Linked DNA regions of Homo sapiens: regions 1 and 3 are each linked to region 2. A link is a contact called in ENCODE Hi-C or POLR2A ChIA-PET data. All regions are on one chromosome and are shown on one strand. Each heading gives the region's core, a stretch centred on a gene start or an enhancer-like site at or near the end of the contact. The rest is flanking DNA. Distances are from core to core; before and after follow the strand shown. Region 1 has its middle 64 kb from the start of RANBP6. Region 2 has its middle 22 kb from the start of LINC02851. Region 3 overlaps RIC1 (RIC1 partner of RAB6A GEF complex).

Region 1 (4,280 bases), core at 1,222-3,721, 600 kb before region 2:
AAAAAAAATACTTTCAAAGCCTGAAACATGATACTTATTATGAATTGCTAAGGGAATATGGGCTCCAATCTATTATTCAAGTATTATCTCATTGTATATTCTGAACAAAATATAAATTCTATTATACTTTTAGCCTCAGTGAGGAAAATCAAAAAAGCAGTTTGGAAGGTTAGTTTCCAGAATTTAAGATACAAGTATTCAATTGCAAAGGCTTTATATTCTAAAATTTCTTTAGAACAGGAAATTAATAAATGAGATATGCGGATGGGATTTCTTTGCAGCCCAGAAGAAATTCAGAAGGGGCCATTGGGCAAAAACACCTTTAAATGTCTGAGCCTCCAGGCTCTGACAGAGAGAAGAAGATTAATTTCAAACCTACTTATTATATCACAATTGTGCAATCCAATGGATACTTTTCAGTGCTTGCCTTACTTGTGTCCCTGTGGTCTTTTTGTCTTGGAATTCTTTCCTCTGTCAACTTCCATTACCCCATCCTACTATTTTTCCTTCTACTTTTGAGACTGCTCTTTCTCAGCTTCCTTTCTGTATTTTTTTACATAGTAATATCCCTAAAGAGTCCTTCTTACTCTGGTTCCTCTTATCATTCTCTGTACTCTCCTTCAACTGTACTACTTGTCCTGATAACTCAACTGCCCACCAAATATCTCTGCAAAAGCCGCACATTCACTGTGAACTCAATGTGTACAAACCTAAACTCACCACTCACCCCAAACCACTAAATTCTCTAGATTCCAAATCAGAAGAGTCTCTTGTCTCCTCCATTTTAGTAAATGACACCACCAGCCCTCTATAGCTTTTTAGGTGTGGGAATATGATGAGGTTTCTTTTCAAATAGCCTGATCAATCCTTTATTCTTTAATTCATGGTACCCCCCACCCATTTTTTCTTTTTCTTTTTTCTTCCTTTCTGCCTTTGTTACATACCCAGAAACACCACAGTACCGGGCGTTATCAGTACCAGCTCACATTCCTTTCCTTATTTGGAAAGAAGACTAGCTCTCTAGCTCACTGCAGACACCCCTACTCCTTTCCCCTGTCTCCCTTATATGCCCACCTTATCTAAAAAAGGTTCAAATGTTTAGCCAATTGGGACTAGTTTAGATTGTAGGGCCCGACCCCGGCCAATGGGGAAAGGGTACAGGGTCAGGACTTGCATTAGGAATAAAGGCTCTCATGCCCCTTTGTTCAGGTGTGCTCTCATGGTGACCGGCCAAGGAGAAGCACCCCTCTGCGCAAAAGTAAAATTGCTTGGTTAAGAATCCTTTGTTTGAGTGTTCAATTTCCTTAGGATTTTGGGCATTATTCTCAACAATTCTGGTGCCCAAATTCTGGGGCTCAAATACTCTCCTTTGGGAAGGGGGTCTTTGGTCACCTCACCCAGGGGTCCCACTGTCTTGTTATGGTGGCCAGAGGGTGAGGGGGGTCAGGGCCCACCCATTGTGATGAATAAATCTGGGTTCTCAGCAAAGCAGGGAGGAGAGGCTTGCAAGACCGTGGCAATAAGAGGACCAGGTAATTCTTGTGCATGGAAAAAGGTAGGAGACTTCACAAAGGTGACAAAGTATTTCCTTGGTGGTCAGGATAATTTGGAGTTTGACAGTGTGTGAATGGGGCTAAGCATTATGGTTGTGTGGAGTGAGTGAGTCTTCTCTGCGGTTTCGTGTTGCCATCTATCGACTAGGGGCAGGAAGAGTCACAGTAGACAAAGAGAAAGAAGGGTACAAGGAGCCTCCAGAGGGGTGAGCTATAGGATATGCAGGAAACCCTTAACGGGAGAGGCTAAGCCTCCAGAAAGGGGGAGGTAAGACACCTCCAACACAACAGGTTGAACCCCCTCTTAAAGCCTCATTGAGCCTCTAGAAAGAGGGGGGTAGACACCTCTAACAGGAGAGGTTAGAGCCCCCCATAACCCCTAAGATGGGGAATGTTTCATGTAAGACAGGAAAACTAAAGAGTCAAGAGAGCAATGAAATTCCTTCTGATAGCCCCTTGGGGCTTATGCTAAAGTATTGGAAAGATAATGAGAGGACCAAGTATAAACGAAAACAGCAGATGATAAAATATTTTTGTTTTATTTGGGCTCGAGAACCCATCCTGAAACCCTCACTTTTCTGGCCAAAATTTGGGTCAAATGAGGAGCGGATTTGTCAGCTCTTAATTGAGCATGTTAATGATAAGAGCCCTGTTTCCCAGGAAGAAATTGATTACACCCTCTATTGGTGGCAGGGACCTATCCTCCTTTACCCTTTAGACTCCGGAGGGAGAAAGCCAGAAGCCAACCCCTCTGGCAGGGAAAGAGTTCCCATGTCTAGACAACCCACACCCACTAACACGTGGGACCCTCTAGATCACCTTCCTCCATTCAGTGCCCCCATCCCACTCCTCCAGTTCCTGTTTCAGGTCCCTCCCCTGCTTGTGTCACTCTTCCAGCTGCCCCCAATCCCGCCCCTCCGGTTCCCGTTTCAGGTCCCTCCCCTGCTTGCGTCACTCTTCTGGCCGCCCCGATCCCGCCCCTCTGGTTCCCATTTCCGTTTCAGGTCCCTCCCCTGTTTGCATCATTCTTCTGGTTGCCCCCCAGTCCCGCCCCTCCAGCTCCCGTTTCCATTTCAGGTCCCTCCCCTGCTTGTGTCACTCTTCCAGTTGTTCCCGATTCCGTCCCTCTGGCTGCGGTTTCGGGTTACTGCCCAGCTGTTTCAGGCCACTCCCTCACCTGTGTCACTTGCCCGTGTTCCATTCCCCCAGCTGCTGCTGCAGATCCCTCCCCGACCTGTGGTTTCTATACTCATATACTCATATTGCTCCTCCTGCCTATAATCCTCACTTTGCAGAATTACCATCTTGTGAGCCTGCCCCCCTCCTCAACAAAACTATTAAGTATCCCTCTTTAAAGGGGCTTCAATGTGAAATAGAGCAATGTAAAAAAGATATTCGAAACTTTCCATTTCCCTCCACACCTAAAGAGCCAGATCCAACTTTCTTTCCTCTAAGGGTGGTACCACAAGGACAGGGGGTGGCTATTGGCTTTGTAAACTCTCCCTTGACCAGTTCAGAAGTCCAGAATTTAAAAAAGGAGCTTAAGCCATTATTGGATGACCCTTATGGAGTAGCAGATCAAATTGATCAATTTCTAGGGCCTCAGATATACACTGGGCTGAGTTGATGTCCATTTTGGGTGTCCTCTTTTCAGGGGAAGAACGAAGTACGATTCGGAGGGCTGCTATGGTGGTTTGGGAATGTGAGCACCCTTCTGGTCAAAATGTTCCTCCTGCAGACCATAAATTTCCCACCCGAGACCCCCAGTGGGACAATAACAATGCAAATCACTGGGAAAACGTGAAGGACCTAAGGAAGATGATAATAAAAGGAATTCGAGAATCAGTACCCCGAACTCAAAATCTTTCTAAAGCATTTGATATTCAACAGGAAAAAGATGAGGGACCTGCTAGATTCTTAAACAGATTGAGGGAGCAAATGAGACAATATGCAGGCCTTGATTTGGAAAACCCCCTTGGACGAGGAATGTTAAAACCTCACTTTGTTACTAAAAGTTGGCCAAACATTTCAAGAAAATTACGAAAGATAGAAAGTTGGGAGGACCAGCCTCTGAGTGAACTGCTCAGGGAGGCTCAAAAAGTATATGTGAGAAGAGATGAGGAAAACAAAAACAAAAACAAAAGACAAAACTCATGTTTTCTGCCTTCCAACAGATGGCTCCAAATCCATATATCTCTAAGCAGGGCTTTCAAGGGGCCAGAGATTATAAGGGGCCTAAACCCTCCTTTAGAGGACTGAAGCCTCCATCTGGAGGGTCAAGGTCCTCATTTAATAAGCCCCCTAAGTGGTATAGGGGAGCAAGGGCTGAGAATGCTAAGACTGAGACGGAAGAAGGACAAGATAGAGGCTACAGATGTGGAAGAACAGGCCACTTCAAGAGGGAATGTCCTGAAATAAAGAGAGAGAGAGAAATTTTTACACTCATGACTTCCGAAGAACAATAGGGGAGTCAGGGGCTCTGCCTCTTTTATTTTGAGTCCCACCAGGAGCCCTTGATAAATTTGGAGGTAGGACCTAAACATGAATTTATCACCTTTTTAGTTGATTCAGGAGCTTCACACTCCTCTGTTTGTTTCCCTCCACCTGGTCTTACCTGCTCTTCGGAAGAAGTTTTAGTCAGCGGGGTAAAAGGAGAAGGATTTAAGGCAAAAATTTTTAGAAAGCACAGAAGTCAGATATCAAGATTGATTTACTCATATTCAATTT
Region 2 (4,211 bases), core at 715-3,214:
ATACAGATTACAAAATAATTATGATTACTATGTTCCAAGGAATAAAATAATCCAACATACCAATTAGCAGGAAATAGGACAGAGAAACATGTTGAAATGGTCTATGTATATGGAATCATCAAAGTCACAACTCTGGGAAACTCTGTAGAGTTAAAGGCCCCAAGTTCTTAAACGCTTTCAACGCTTTACCATTAAGTAGGATGTTTGGTGTATGGTGTTTTGCAGATACCCTCTATAAGATTAATTTCTCTTCTATTCCTGGTTTTCCATGAGTGTTTATCATGAATAAGTGTTAAATTTAATAAATTATTCTACATTTATTAAGATGATATTTTCTCCATTAATTAGTTAGTATCTTCAATTACAGTAATTTGTCTTCTCATGTTAAAACAACCTAATTTGGCTGGACGAGGTGGCTCACGCCTGTAATCCCACCACTTTGGCAGGCGGGTGGATCACTTGAGGTCAGGAGTTTCAGACCAGCCTGGCCAATACGGTGAAACCCCCCCACCGTCTCTACTAAAAATACAAAAAAAATTAGCCGGGCGTGGTGACGCACGCCTGTAATCCCAGCTACTCGGGAGGCTGAGGCAGGAGAATCACTTGAATCCAGGAGGTGGAGGTTTCAAAAAAAAAAAAAAAAAAGAACAAAACGTCTCAAAAAAAAACCCCCACAAAACAGAACAAAACAAAAAACCACATAACTTGGCTATGGTATTATTCCTTTCACATAATACTAGATTTTGCTAATATTTTGCTTACAGAGTTTCCCGTCTAGACTCATGAGCAAAACTTGCATACACTTTTCCTTCCATTCGCTGTTCTCGTCAGGTTTTCCTATCAGGGTTATGCTAGGCCATTAAAAAGTTTAAAAGTGTTACCCGCTTTCATCTTCCTTCCCCCTTTTATTCTGGAACTATTAAAGACTGGAATTATGTTTTCCTCTTATATATCGTTCAATTTGCCAGGGAAGCCATGGTGGCTTGCAGTCTTCTTTGTTGGAAGACTTTGGACTACTCTTTCAATTTGTTACTAAACTATGTAGGTTTCCCATTTCCCTAAACATGGAAACAGAAGACCTCCTAGGACGTCTCCATTGCGGGAGGGAGACTGCAGAGGTCTCCGGCCACAGGACTGAGGAAAACCGCAAAAAGACGCGGTCACTACTAGGCGGAGTTAAACTATGGAGCCGGTACCCCCAATACCCTGCCCGGCAAGGCCGCCTCGTGACGTCCCCGTCTGACAGAGTCCCTCCCCATAGGGCCGCGACAGAACCACCGCACGATGGGACACGCGAGGGTAAGCTCAGGTCTCAGCGCATCGTGTGGGCGTCGGGACAGCGTCCTGGGCACCTGTTCCTTCCACCTGCTCAAATCTCTTTCCCTTCTATGAAGAAGGGGGCTCCGGGCCCCATCCCCAGGGAGCAAGAAGACGCAGAGGACCGCGCCGGTTCAGGTGCCGCTGGAGAAATGGAATCTGACGGAGAAACTGATCTGGGGCGGCAGCCCGCTAGGTTCGCCTGACTCACTAAATGCTACTACAGTGCCCCACACGGACTGCCACGAGCGGGTCACGTGACTGGACTCTGGATCGGCTGTGCTGTGATGGCCGCGTAGCGCGCTGCTGTGCGCGCGAGACTATAAGCCTCTGGGCCGCCGGTGCCTCCGCGCGGTCACCGCCTCCACCCGCCTGGCCGCTTCCCTCGGCGCATGCGTAGCACACCGACTCCAGGATTGTTTCCCAAATCCCACTTCCGCCACTTCCTCCTCCCGAGACCAGCCAAGCGCGCCTGGCTGTCTGCCCTTCTTGGGCTCTTGGGGAGAACGTGGTCCGGGAACTGGCAGTCACGGGGAGGCAGCACAAGAGGTTTTCGCCCTCATGTGCTGGTGCAACTATCGCGACCATCACCCTGAGAACTGGAGGAAGGGTGCCGCAGGCAAAGAGTGGCGCGCCTGCAGATTCGGTTCCGCGCTTGGGGCTCTCGCGAGACCCGGCGCTGGAGTGTGGACCGCGCGTGCCGGTGACGCGTGGTGCAGACACGTCGCCGGTGCCTCTCTCCCTAGGCCTTCCTGGGGGTGAGCTTCCGTCCCAGACGTCTTCGGTCCTACACTGCTTCCATTTCTTTTTTTTTTTTTTCCTTCTTTTTTTCTTTGAGACAGGGGCTCATTCTATCACCCAGGCTGGAGTGCAGCGGCGCGATCTCGGCCCACCGTAAGCTCCGCCTCCCGGGCTCAAGCGATCCTCCCACTTCAGCCTCCTGAGTAGCTGGGACTCCAGGTGAGCGCCCTGCTAATTTTATATTTTTGGTAGAGACGGGGTTTCGCCATGTTGCCCAGGCTGGTCTCAACTCCTGGTCTCAAGTGATCCGCCTGCCTTGGCCTTCCAAAGTGCTGGGCTTACAGGCGGGAGCCACTGCACCCAGCCCTACGCCCCATCTTTCTGGGTTTCTGCCTGGTATTGTTACATCTCCAACAGGCTTAACTCAAAGCTGACTTTCCGCCTGTGCTGTATCTGCCCCATGGTCCTTTAGAGTATATAAAATATAAATGGCACTTTGGGAGGCCGAGGCAGGAGGATTGCTTGAGCTCAGGAGTTACTGACCAGCCTGGGCAACATAGTGAGACCCCCGTCTCATTAAAAAATAATAATGCAGGCAGGGCGCAGTGGCTCATGCCTGTAAACCGAGCACTTTCGGAGGCCAAGGTGGGCGGATCGCCTGAGATTGGGAGTTCGAGACCAGCCTGACCAACATGGAGAAACCCCATCTCTACTAAAAATACAAAATTAGTTGGGCGTGGTGGTGCGTGCCTGTAATCCCAGCTATTCAGGAGGCTGAGGCAGGAGAATCGCTTGAACCCGGGAGACGGAGCTTACAGTGAGTCGAGATGAGCCACTGCACTCCAGCCTGGGCAACAAGAGCGAAACTCCATCTCAAATAATAATAATAATACAAATAAATAAATGTACACACACAAATAAATGGACTTGATAGCGATTTTTTTAGGTTTTCAGCTGCCCAATTCAAGAAATGTATTTCTTCTTGTCCCTGATTTCCGTCACTGTCCCAAGGCAGTGGGATTAAAGCACCACTACCGTTTTTAGATCCTTGTGTTTGGCATTCCATGTCCTCCTCTCAAGACGTTTGACGTAACTTTCTCCATCTGCTCTGTTGAAACATATGCTTCAAAATCTTTTTTTTTTTTTTTTTGAGACGGAGTCTCGCTCTGTTGCCCAGGCTGGAGTGCAGTGGCGCGATCTCGGCTCACTGCAAGCTCCGCCTCCCGGGTTCAAGTGATTCTCCTGCCTCAGCCTCCCAAGTAGCTAGGACTACAGGCGCCCGCCACCAAGCCCGGCTAATTTTTTGTATTTTTAGTAGAGACGGGGTTTCACCGTGTTAGCCAGGATGGTCTCGATCTCCTGACCTCGTGATCCACCTGCCTCGGCCTCCCAAATTGTTGGGATTACAGGCGTGAGCCACTGCACCCAGCCTACCAGCCTAGACCTAGTTTTAGTTCCTTTTTTTGCTTCACTCCATTGTAGCTTAGGAAGCTAGTTTCAATTCCGGATTCTACCGTCTATCTGTATGACTGGGCCTTTGGTCAGTCTTTCTAAAATGAAGATTGCTCATTTTACAAATGAGTAAAAACTACCTGACATGTAGTGCAGGCTTTGTAAAGCACTCATCATGCTGCTTGTCATACTGTAAGCACTGATATGGCATAGGAAACCCAACCCCCAAACATAGCACCTTGGAAGTTGAGAAAACAGCATATACTGGAAGGCCACTGTCACATCTCCCTCACCCGTCTCTGAAGCAGGCCATAAAGCCTAGGAAGGTCATCCTCTTATCTCTCTTGAAAACCCTCATGTGGCAGGTGTCCTGCCCTATATCAGGGTGGAAGGAATGTCACACAGGGACACCAAGAATAATCTGAACAAACAGGTCTTGCTAATCTCATGCCCCCAATTTATTACCGTGAGATCATACCCGCTTTGTTCAATCATACTTCTGCACAACTATCCACTTTCTCAAACCTATGCATAAAAGTACACAGACTTTTCTTTGGGTCATTTCCTTAGGAAGACTCCCCATCATGTAAAACTTATATTACACAAATTTGTATGCTTTTCTCTTGTTAATCTGTATTTTGTTATAGGAGTCTCAGCCATGAACCTTACCATGGTTAAGGAAAACTTGCTTTTTCTTCTCT
Region 3 (3,682 bases), core at 324-2,823, 920 kb before region 2:
TATATACTTTAAAAGGCCAGGATACTTTTATTAACTCTAATTCTAATTAGATCCCTTTGCTTTTCCCAAAAAAATATTATACTATCATTTGAAAGACTTAGTAAACTAGTACCTAGGAACTTAAGAACCTGCAGATTTAATAGGAAAACAACTTGATTCTTGTCTCTCCTTCTCCAGCTGCCATTCTGTCCTCCTGTTGTACTAGCCCAGTCTGTTGAAAATGTCTGGACAACGTGTCGAGCAAATAAACAGAAACGTCACCTTCTGGAGGCCCTCTGGCTGAGCTGTGGTGGTGCAGGGATGAAAGTTTGGCTCCCTCTCTTCCCTAGGGATCACCGCAAGCCCCATTCCTTCTTGTCCCAGCGGATCATGCTGCCTTTCCACATCAACATTTACCCGCTAGCTGTTCTGTTTGAAGATGCTTTAGTCCTTGGTGCTGTCAATGACACTTTGCTCTATGATTCTTTATATACTCGGAACAATGCTAGAGAACAGCTGGAGGTGCTCTTCCCTTTCTGTGTTGTGGAGAGAACCTCTCAGATCTACCTCCACCACATTCTACGTCAACTTCTGGTCAGAAACCTTGGGGAGCAAGCCTTGCTCTTGGCCCAGTCCTGTGCCACATTACCTTACTTCCCTCATGTGCTGGAGCTCATGCTCCATGAAGTACTGGAAGAAGAAGCTACCTCACGGGAGCCCATTCCCGACCCTCTGCTTCCCACTGTGGCAAAATTTATCACTGAGTTCCCCCTCTTCCTGCAGACAGTTGTCCATTGTGCCAGGAAGACCGAATATGCCCTGTGGAATTACCTTTTTGCAGCTGTTGGAAACCCTAAGGACTTGTTTGAGGAGTGTTTGATGGCTCAGGATTTGGACACAGCTGCCTCTTACCTTATTATCTTACAGGTAACAATTCTCTTCTTATAAAGGGGCAAGAATTAATGAGCTTAAACTTAGAAAAATAGAAATGTCCTGTTTTGACACCATGATTGTGTTTAAGGAATTCATAGTCAAATTTTCTGTTTATATCTTTAATTTGGAAGAATTCAGACAGATTCCTTTGAATATCATAAAGTAACATTGCAGAGATATTTTTTCCATTGTCCATAAATAGGCCTAAAACAGATTAATGAGTTCAGAGTAGTGTTTTGAAATTTTAATATATTGAAGAAATTTAATATGTATATTAGAATACATGTAATAGGAACATGGAAGAAATATTACATAAGATTATTGAAATATTACATAAGAAACATAGCAAAGAAAGTATTATTTGAGATATTAGTGAGTTTGAGCTTCTCACAACAGTAGATTTGTTTCCTTTCAGTGTGGGTTACTGAGGGGACACTTATTAGAGCATGGTCATAACAGAGCACCTTGAGCTAGTCTTCCCCAAAGCAAGCTGAGAAGGCTCAGGCCTGCCACAGCAAAGACCCTCATAGCACACAGTTTTTCTCAAAATAATGGCTTCTTTGCAACTCCTGAAAATTTATTTCATTAGCTATTTGACAAAAGGGCTTGACAGTTGGTTATTTGATAGGCTACACTTAAAGATTCTTTCCAGTTACTGCAAAGTTGTTTCCATTGATGTAAGAAGCTAACCATAAACCTGGTTTCAATCTCTGCCTGAAGCAGATTTCCTGTCAGCTTCTTTGCTTCATGACAATGAACTGAAACCAGAGGAGACACTCAAGCAGAGGCCAGGTGGCCTTGAAGTATGATTCCATGGCTAACCCTAAAGAAAAAGACATAGGGTTTTAAAAATAGAATCAAAATAAATGCAGCTGTTTTTTGGTTCCGGGTCACTCCCTGCAACTTCACTGTATCTCCCTGACAATGTAATTTTTTTCTGCAACAGAATTCCTAAGTTGCTATGGATTGGCAGATAATAATTACAATTACAGTTGTCTATTAGGCACCTTTCCATAAAGACCAAGATAGGCAGGTTAAATTTGTGAAAGAAAAATGGAGGATTCTGAATGTGCAGCAGAACTTTACTACTTGCTATTGCCCAAAGCAAAGATTCTAGTCACATCCTCAGAAAACTCTGCAACAGGAGACAGACCTGACCTATTTTGGAGTCAGGCAAACCTCCCTTTTTTTTCTTCCTTTTCTGCTGATCTTCAACAATTTACTTAACTCAGTTTCCTCACTTGTAAAATACAAATGATATGCCTATCTGCAGAGTCACTGGGAGAAATAAATGAAATGACTTAAAGTATATGTATGCTATCTGGCATGTAGTAGGAGTTTAATAAATTATAGTTTACATACACCAGAAGAGTACTTGCCTCGCTTTTCCTTGTATGGTACTTTTTAATCTTATTATTAAACTAACCCCTGTGGTGGTGTGGCTACATTCTTTGAGTTTAGAAAACGAGATAAAGAATTGCTCATATCTTCCCAAATTGTGTAGTATAAAAAGAATGCTGTCCTGGTTGTTTTTTGTAGAATATGGAAGTCCCTGCAGTAAGTAGGCAACATGCTACCCTTCTATTCAACACAGCACTAGAACAAGGCAAGTGGGACCTTTGTCGACACATGATTCGATTTCTTAAAGCCATTGGCTCTGGAGAATCTGAGACACCTCCATCCACACCCACAGCTCAGGTTAGTTGCAAAAGTTACACATCTTCTCTAGGCCATACACCCACGTAGCATCTTTCTCTAATGGTACTGCATATGGTGTGTAATCCTAGGAACCCAGTTCAAGTGGTGGATTTGAGTTCTTCAGGAATCGAAGCATCAGTTTATCCCAGTCAGCTGAAAATGTTCCTGCCAGTAAATTCAGTTTACAGAAAACACTAAGTATGCCATCTGGTCCCTCTGGAAAAAGGTAAAATAATAAAGAGCCATTACTGCTTTTTGGGCATTCATGACACATTGCATTTCAAGACATTTACAAAATTAGGTCTTAATGGAAACAACTATTTAATCCAATTGCAGTTTCTTTTTCCATTCCCAAAAAGCAGAGGCCACACAGAAGGCTTCCCTTTTTCCTTCCTCCCAAGTTCACTTCAGCACCCTCTGAATAGTTTCTGCCCCTTTTTCTGGAATAGATCTTCATGTACCTGTTCTGAATGTAACAAACTTGTTTAAGACAGAGTCTCACTCTGTCACCCAGGCTGGAATGCAGTGGCACCATCTCAGCTCACTGCAACCTCCGCCTTACAGGTTCAAGCGATTATCCTGCCTCAGCCACCCAAGTAGCTGGGATTACAGGCATATGCCACCACACTCGGCTAATTTTCATATTTTTAGTAGAGACGGGGTTTCAACATGTTGCCCAGGCTAGTCTCGAACTCCTGGCCTCAAGGATCCACCTGCCTCTGCTTCCCAAAGGGCCGGGATTACAAGCGTGAGCCACCCTACCTGGCCAAATGCTACAAACTTTTTTTTCCCATAAGTTACTGGGGTCCAGGTGGTATTTGGTTACATTAATAAGTTATTTAGTGGTGATTTGTGAGATTTTGGTGCACCCATCACCCAAGCAGTATACACTGCACCATATTTGTTGTCTTTTATCCCTCACCCCCTCCCAGCCTTTCCCCCAAGTCCCCAAAGTCCATTGTATCATTCTTATGCCTTTGCGTCCTCATGGTTTAGCTCCCACATATCAGTGAGAACATACTACATTTGGTTTTCCATTCCTGAGTTACTTCACTTAGAATAATACTCTCCA

The links. Hi-C counts contacts between places; a loop is a spot of excess contacts on that map. ChIA-PET counts read pairs that join two places held with the same protein, here RNA polymerase II (POLR2A). Pooled maps may share reads with other maps.
Region 1: a pooled map shows a loop between it and region 2 (6-fold over the local background). The contact joins two enhancer-like sites. A Hi-C loop is called at or near these places in 7 of 50 pooled maps. POLR2A ChIA-PET finds 5 or more read pairs at or near these places in 2 of 52 experiments (AG04450 and WTC11).
Region 3: a map with no recorded cell type shows a loop between it and region 2 (13-fold over the local background). The contact joins two enhancer-like sites. A Hi-C loop is called at or near these places in 1 of 37 single-sample maps with no recorded cell type and 2 of 50 pooled maps. POLR2A ChIA-PET finds 5 or more read pairs at or near these places in 2 of 52 experiments (GM10248 and activated T-cell).

What each region holds. Positions count from the first base shown.
Region 1 is chr9:6,077,885-6,082,164 of GRCh38, forward strand. No RefSeq gene overlaps it. Among named protein-coding and RNA genes, the nearest start is that of RANBP6, 64 kb to the left of the region's middle. Within about 2 kb of position 2,472, at least 20 of the 41 ENCODE cell types and tissues checked have a DNase peak (open chromatin) inside an H3K27ac peak, as active enhancers do.
Region 2 is chr9:6,679,712-6,683,922 of GRCh38, forward strand. No RefSeq gene overlaps it. Among named protein-coding and RNA genes, the nearest start is that of LINC02851, 22 kb to the right of the region's middle. RefSeq lists enhancers at 1,208-1,587, 1,494-2,242, 1,708-1,997, 2,068-2,187, 3,756-4,015. Within about 2 kb of position 1,965, at least 41 of the 41 ENCODE cell types and tissues checked have a DNase peak (open chromatin) inside an H3K27ac peak, as active enhancers do.
Region 3 is chr9:5,762,963-5,766,644 of GRCh38, forward strand. It overlaps RIC1 (RIC1 partner of RAB6A GEF complex), which reads left to right. Exons shown (of 26, transcript NM_020829.4): 19 at 178-906; 20 at 2,452-2,610; 21 at 2,700-2,836. Among named protein-coding and RNA genes, the nearest start is that of ERMP1, 68 kb to the right of the region's middle. RefSeq lists an enhancer at 1-645. Within about 2 kb of position 1,574, at least 2 of the 41 ENCODE cell types and tissues checked have a DNase peak (open chromatin) inside an H3K27ac peak, as active enhancers do.